Linked DNA regions of Homo sapiens: region 1 is linked to region 2. Evidence: read pairs that join two places in POLR2A ChIA-PET (ENCODE). Cell type or tissue: A673. All regions are shown on one strand. Links, peaks and the distances in the headings refer to the core of each region. The heading gives the core; the rest is flanking DNA. Region 1 has its middle 52 kb from the start of KLF5. Region 2 overlaps PIBF1 (progesterone immunomodulatory binding factor 1).

The links. ChIA-PET counts read pairs that join two places held together with the same protein. Peaks named below come from ENCODE experiments on the same cell type or tissue, not always from the same donor. Only the 100,000 strongest peaks of a DNase experiment are listed, where the experiment ranks them.
Region 1: POLR2A ChIA-PET joins it to region 2 with 5 read pairs; 2 of 35 experiments call an interaction of 5 or more read pairs at or near these places.

The regions. Positions count from the first base shown.
Region 1 is chr13:73,109,358-73,112,278 of GRCh38, forward strand. No RefSeq gene overlaps it. Among named protein-coding and RNA genes, the nearest start is that of KLF5, 52 kb to the left of the region's middle. In A673, for the core only: no CTCF peak of the experiment used is centred there; no DNase peak of the experiment used is centred there; H3K27ac peaks cover 542 bases.
Region 2 is chr13:72,997,734-73,000,654 of GRCh38, forward strand. It overlaps PIBF1 (progesterone immunomodulatory binding factor 1), which reads left to right. Exons shown (of 18, transcript NM_006346.4): 17 at 1,089-1,262. Among named protein-coding and RNA genes, the nearest start is that of KLF5, 60 kb to the right of the region's middle. In A673, for the core only: no CTCF peak of the experiment used is centred there; no DNase peak of the experiment used is centred there.

The DNA of each region.
Region 1 (2,921 bases), core at 268-2,767, 110 kb after region 2:
TCATTTATTTATTTTTTTAAAGAGACAGGGTCTTACTTTGTCACCCAGGCTGGAGTGCAGTGGTATAATCATGGCTCGCTGTAACCTCAAACTCCAGGCTCAAGCGATCCTTCTACCTCAGCCTCCCAGTAGCGGGGATTGCAGGCATATGTCATCATGCCTGGTGAATTTTTAAATTTTTTTGTAGAGATGCACTTTGCTATGTTGCCCAGGCTGATCTCAAACTTCTGTGCTCAAGCAATCTTGCCACCTTGACCTCCTAAAGTGCTAGGATTACAGGCATGGAGCCACTGCACCTGGCCCACTTATTTTTAAAGACTTCAGAACACAGGGACTCAGCCGGGTGCAGTGACTCATGCCTGTAATCCCAGCATTTTGGGATGCTGAGGTGGGAGGATCATCTGAGGTCAGCAATTCGAGACCAGCCTGACCAACATGGCGAAACCCCGTGTCTACTAAAAATACAAAAATTAGCCGGACATAGTGGCGGGTGCCTGTCATCCTAGCTACTCGGGAGGCAGAAACGAGTAGCTGGACCTGGGAATCAAGAATTGCTTGAACCCAGGAGGCAGAGGTTGCAGTGAGTGGAGATCATGCCTCTGCACTCCAGCCTGGGTGACAGAGCGAGACCCATCTCAAAAAAACAAAACAAAACAAAGCAAAAACAAAACAAAACAAAACAAAACAAAAAAAGAAAAGAACATAGGACCTGAGAAAAGCAGTATTTTGTAATGATTCTTTGGCAACAGTATGCAGGAATCACTGGAGCAGAAAAGACACCCGAAGCAGGGAGGCTGGCTGGAATTGGATACAGTAATCTAGAGTGGGTAGAACTTTATCTAGAAGGATTGTGGTGGTCATGGAGAGAAATAAGTAAAAATAGAGCGTTAAATGAGAGCTTACTACATGCTGGAAAGGCATCTTATTCTCATAACAACCCAAGGTGATACTGATATAAATTCATGTTAGCATTGATTTTCTGATATGGAAACTGTGGTTGAGGAGGTGAACTTGTGACTTGGACCCAGAGGTGGTATGTCTTAGAGCCAAGGTTTGAGCCCCGTATGAATCCTAAATCACTATTTAGATGGAAGAGATTAATGTGGGAGAAGTAGACATTTTGGCCAAAGAATAGCCATTCAATCTAGCCAGGAAAACCCTGGGTTAGACAAACTTAAAAACAGGTCATTTTCTCTCCCTTAATTTCTAGACCTCTATGGTGTCCTCTAGGGTGTCCTAGACCTTTATGGGGCTATTGCACATAGTGAATCTGTAAGAGAATTTAGTCTGAGGAGCATGTCTACACTGGCGTCGTGCAGAAGGCATTTGGAAAATGCTGGCGTGAAATCTTCCTTCCTAGCCATGCTAAGCTCCAAAATCAGGAATACCAGGGGGCCATCAGGACTGGAAGTGAGGGTATTCCAGGGACTGCTAGAGAGCCAGAGGTTAGGACTGGGGTTAAGCAAAAGCAGAAAATAAGAGAAGCAGACACAGGAGGCAGCTATCAGCCTGACAAACTAGATTCAGGGACTTGCACATTCAAAGTGGGAAGGTTTAGGTCACAGGCAAATTAGTTCCAGAGAGAACCTAGTGCCTGGAAGTCCAGTTTCTGCTGCCTGCTGCTGGGTCCTTCCTTGCCTCACCTGGCTGGACTCTGCCAGGTCAGCCTGTCTCTACTTCGGCATCTCAAAGCGTTAAGGCCGAGCAGCTGATGCTCTTGATGCGGGGATTAACAGAGGTTAGTAGTTTTTCCTGGTTAGAAAAAGTGTAAGAGAATTAGGTTGTAGCGGGAGTGGTTTGATTTGGTTGATACCCTGGAGGCCCAGAGTTGTGAAATTTTACTTTGACTCAAGATGAAATTGGGAGTAATTCTAATGAGAAAAGAAAGTGCTTGAGGAAGAGGATTCTTGCTGAAATCTGAGGCTTTGGAAGGAGAAAAGGTTAAAACAAAACTACAGCTGAGTTTAAAACCCAATACCCCTTAAACACTGGCTGGCTTTAAAACTCTACTACAAATGATTAGAGCATTAGCCATGATTTCTAAAGCTTGCAATTTCACTTATGAATCTACACACTGATTACATTTTGGATACATTTGGCAGCCAAAGTAGACCAGGAAATCATTATTGGATAAAAAGGGCCACACAGGAGGAAGTTTTTATTGGCAAATACCAACTTATATATTCACAGAATCCTATCGTCTTAGTCCTAGAAGGAATCTATCCCCCCTGCCTTACGAAGGCCTTCTCTAAAATGTGTCCAAAGAGACAGCAATCTCTTCTCATTTAATAACCTGCCCCCGCTTCCAACTCTCTGAAATGTATTCCAACCTCTGATACTCCTATCACATTAATTTAAATCCTTTTTTTTTTTTTTTTTGGTTATCTCCTCTGTGAACATGGAAAACAGTTATCATCTTTTCTTTCAAAACCCTTCATATTCTAGAAGGCTATAATTACATTTCCCTCAATTTTCTCAGCTTTTGATGGAATAATATACATGTGTATTTCTGACATTTGTTGACTTCTGGGGATGTGTAGGGCACTGAGCGTGTCACATAAAGTATCTCATTTAGTTCTGACAAAAGCCTGCATAATATTTATATTGCATAAATTTTATATAAATATAATAATAACACATGATTATAGATCCCCCCCCCACTTTCTATCTAAAGTAGAGGCTCCTTGTAAGCTGGAATTCTTAGCCCCATTTGAGAGATAAAGAAATTGACACTTGAGGTTCAGAGGTTAATAATACCTTTCAAACAGTTGGTAAATAGAAGAGCCAGGATTGAAAAACTGCCGATGTTCATGTGAACACAGGGATTAAATTTCCCAAACCTTTGAGTCGACTTCCCTACGACTATTTTTTTTTTTTTTAGATGGAGTTTTACTCTTGTTGCCCAGGCTGGAGTGCAGTGG
Region 2 (2,921 bases), core at 311-2,810:
GATACAATAAGATAATAGGAAAAAATTACCTGTTACATAGCCTACCACTGTTCTGTTCTGATAAATAAAGATTAAGAAGAGTTTAGCCTGTCATCTCTCCATATACTTGTATATGATGTATCAATTTAGTAATTAATCATAAATACCCACTAGTGTTATGTACTAAAGATTTGTCTATGGATATGAAAGACAAATACACTTGGGAGCAAGAACGGGTGAAATTTTTGATCTCTTCAAAAAGTTCATCACAATTAATTCTTAGTTCAAAGGGCAACTGAAGCCAACCCCACTTATCATTTGTAAAAGGATAAGGGATAATACAGCTAAAGAAATCCTGAATCTGTATTAAACTTACTGTTTAACTGCTGACTAGTAGCCAAGATTGGATTCTTTTTCTCTACCATCTTTATATAAGAATTCAAAGGAAATGCGACAGTTTAAAAGAAGAAGAGAAAAAGTTAAATGCTTAAATAGTCTACTCAGCGAATATATGTGGAGCATCTACAGTGGAAGGTAGCTATGCCAGTGGTTCCCAAATTTGTCTGTCTATTAGAATCACTTGAGATCTTCAAAAATTCCAAAATACAAAAAAATTAGCTGGGCGTGGTGGCATGCGCCTGTAGTCCCAGCTACTCAGGCACTGAGGCAGGAGGATGGCTTGAGCCCAGGAGGTAGAGGCTGCAGTGAGCCGAGACCACACCACTGCACTCCAGCCTGGGTGACAGTGAGATCCTATCTAAAAAAAAAAAAAAATTCCAAAGCCCAGGCCACACCACATCAATTATCTCACAGTCTCTGGGGTTGGGACACAGTCATCACTGGCAATATTTGAAGCTCCACAGGTGATTTCAGTGTGCAGAAAAACGTGGAAACCACTAGACTATAGAATGTTGTAATTGTCAGTTATATTAAATGAGTATTAATGATCAAAAGATTCATGTGCATGATTCTAATTACTATTTTATTTTCACAACTTATGTGTGTAGTATAATTGTTTCTTCTACTTAAAAATATTTTAATATTAATCATTATTAGTCTGCTTGCTAAAATCACTCTTGCTACTTTCTTCTGTTTTCATATATCAACAGGAATTGGCAGCAATGAAACAGATTCTCGTTAAGATGCATAGTAAACATTCTGAGAACAGCTTACTTCTCACTAAAACAGAACCAAAACATGTGACAGAAAATCAGAAATCAAAGACTTTGAATGTGCCTAAAGAGCATGAAGACAATATATTTACACCTAAACCAACACTCTTTGTAAGTACAATTTTTAAAACTCATAATTTTAATATTCCTGATTCTTACTAAATGTATTTTAGTTAATTTTTTCCTTTTACATTTATGAAATGAGTAGATTCCACAAATATGTTTCATGAAAAGACCTTGAAGGATTTGCATTAATCCATTTTCTAAATGTGTATATTACCTATCTTATAGATGATAGTATATTTTACTGTAATTCCTCATAAAGTGTGAAATCAATTAACATAAACTGAAATGCATTGTTAGCTAAAAATATATGTGCACAGAAATTAAAGAAAAAGAAATAAGAAAAATTTGGATTAAAAGGTAAAATACCAAAAATATGTACAGTTATTATGTGCCAATTTTTAAAAATAGAGAAAATAAATTAGGAAATATTGAAAACTATATATTTTAACAAATAATAAGAATCAAGATTAAAAGGCAAGAGAATTAAAATAGGAGTAACATTATTAAATATTCCATTTTACTTCAAATGGTTTCTCAATCATGCTTTCATTTCTCAGGAGAAACATGATTTTTATCTGCTAAACATAGAGACTCAAAACCAGAAAGATTTTCTCTGATATTCTGATTCAGTGAGTCCCCAGAATCTTAATTTTTTTAACTCCCAAGTTGAATATAATAGTCAAATATGAGAACTTCTGATCTCAGTCATTTTATTATACATGCAGATAATGCTACTGAAGATTAATAGGATGAAAGAGATTTTTTAGTGATTATATAATTCAACCTCCCTTTTTAAAAAAATGAAAGTTGCAGTTTAGATCAAATAAGAGACAATTGGGCAGACATGGTGGCTCACACCTCTAATCCCAGCACTTTGGGAGGCCAAAGTGGGAGGATCACCTGAGGTCAGGAGTTCAAGACCAGGCTGGCCAACATGGTGAAACCCTATCCCTACTAAAAATACAAAAATTACCCGGGTGTGGTGGCACACGCCTGTAGTCCCAGCTACTTGGGAGACAGGCAGGAGAATTGTCGGTGCGATGGCACCACTGCATTCACCACCTTGGCGAGAGAGTGAAACTCTGCCTCAAAAAATAAAATAAAATAAAATAAGGGACAATTATTTTAAGGATACGTGTGGCAGTAATGTAGACTAAGCTGACAGGCGGGAGAAAACAGGATGGCTCAGTTGACTAGCCTGGACACAAGGCGGCTGAGTCCATGCATCTTTTCCTCTGTAGTACATCAGCTTCTCTTTGTTTCTCCTCTAGTTTCTGCTTACTCATGTTTTCCACTTCCTCATTAACTTGCTCACAGCCCTTTGTCTTGAAACAGGTTTCTGTACATCCTTTCTGCATCTACTCTCTTATAATGTAGTTCTCCCTGTATTTTCCAAGACTAACAATCTAATTGGCATAGCTAATTCTTGTTGGGTGATACCCCTTTTTGGCAAGACTTCCTAAGCTTATTACCCAGCCTACAGAATGGCTGCCCTTAATGGTGAGCAGGAGTCACACAGTTCCAAATACAGCTGCCGAGGACTGTTTATTAAGGGCTATGGCTAGGCAGGTTTTGCTCAGAGAGTGGGCAGAGATTGTGGCAGACACTATGCTGTGTCTATTATAATCTATAGGAAGAAAGCAGATTGAATACATACACATTAATGGGAAATAGGGTCAGATGAAAACCACAAGATACAGCTGA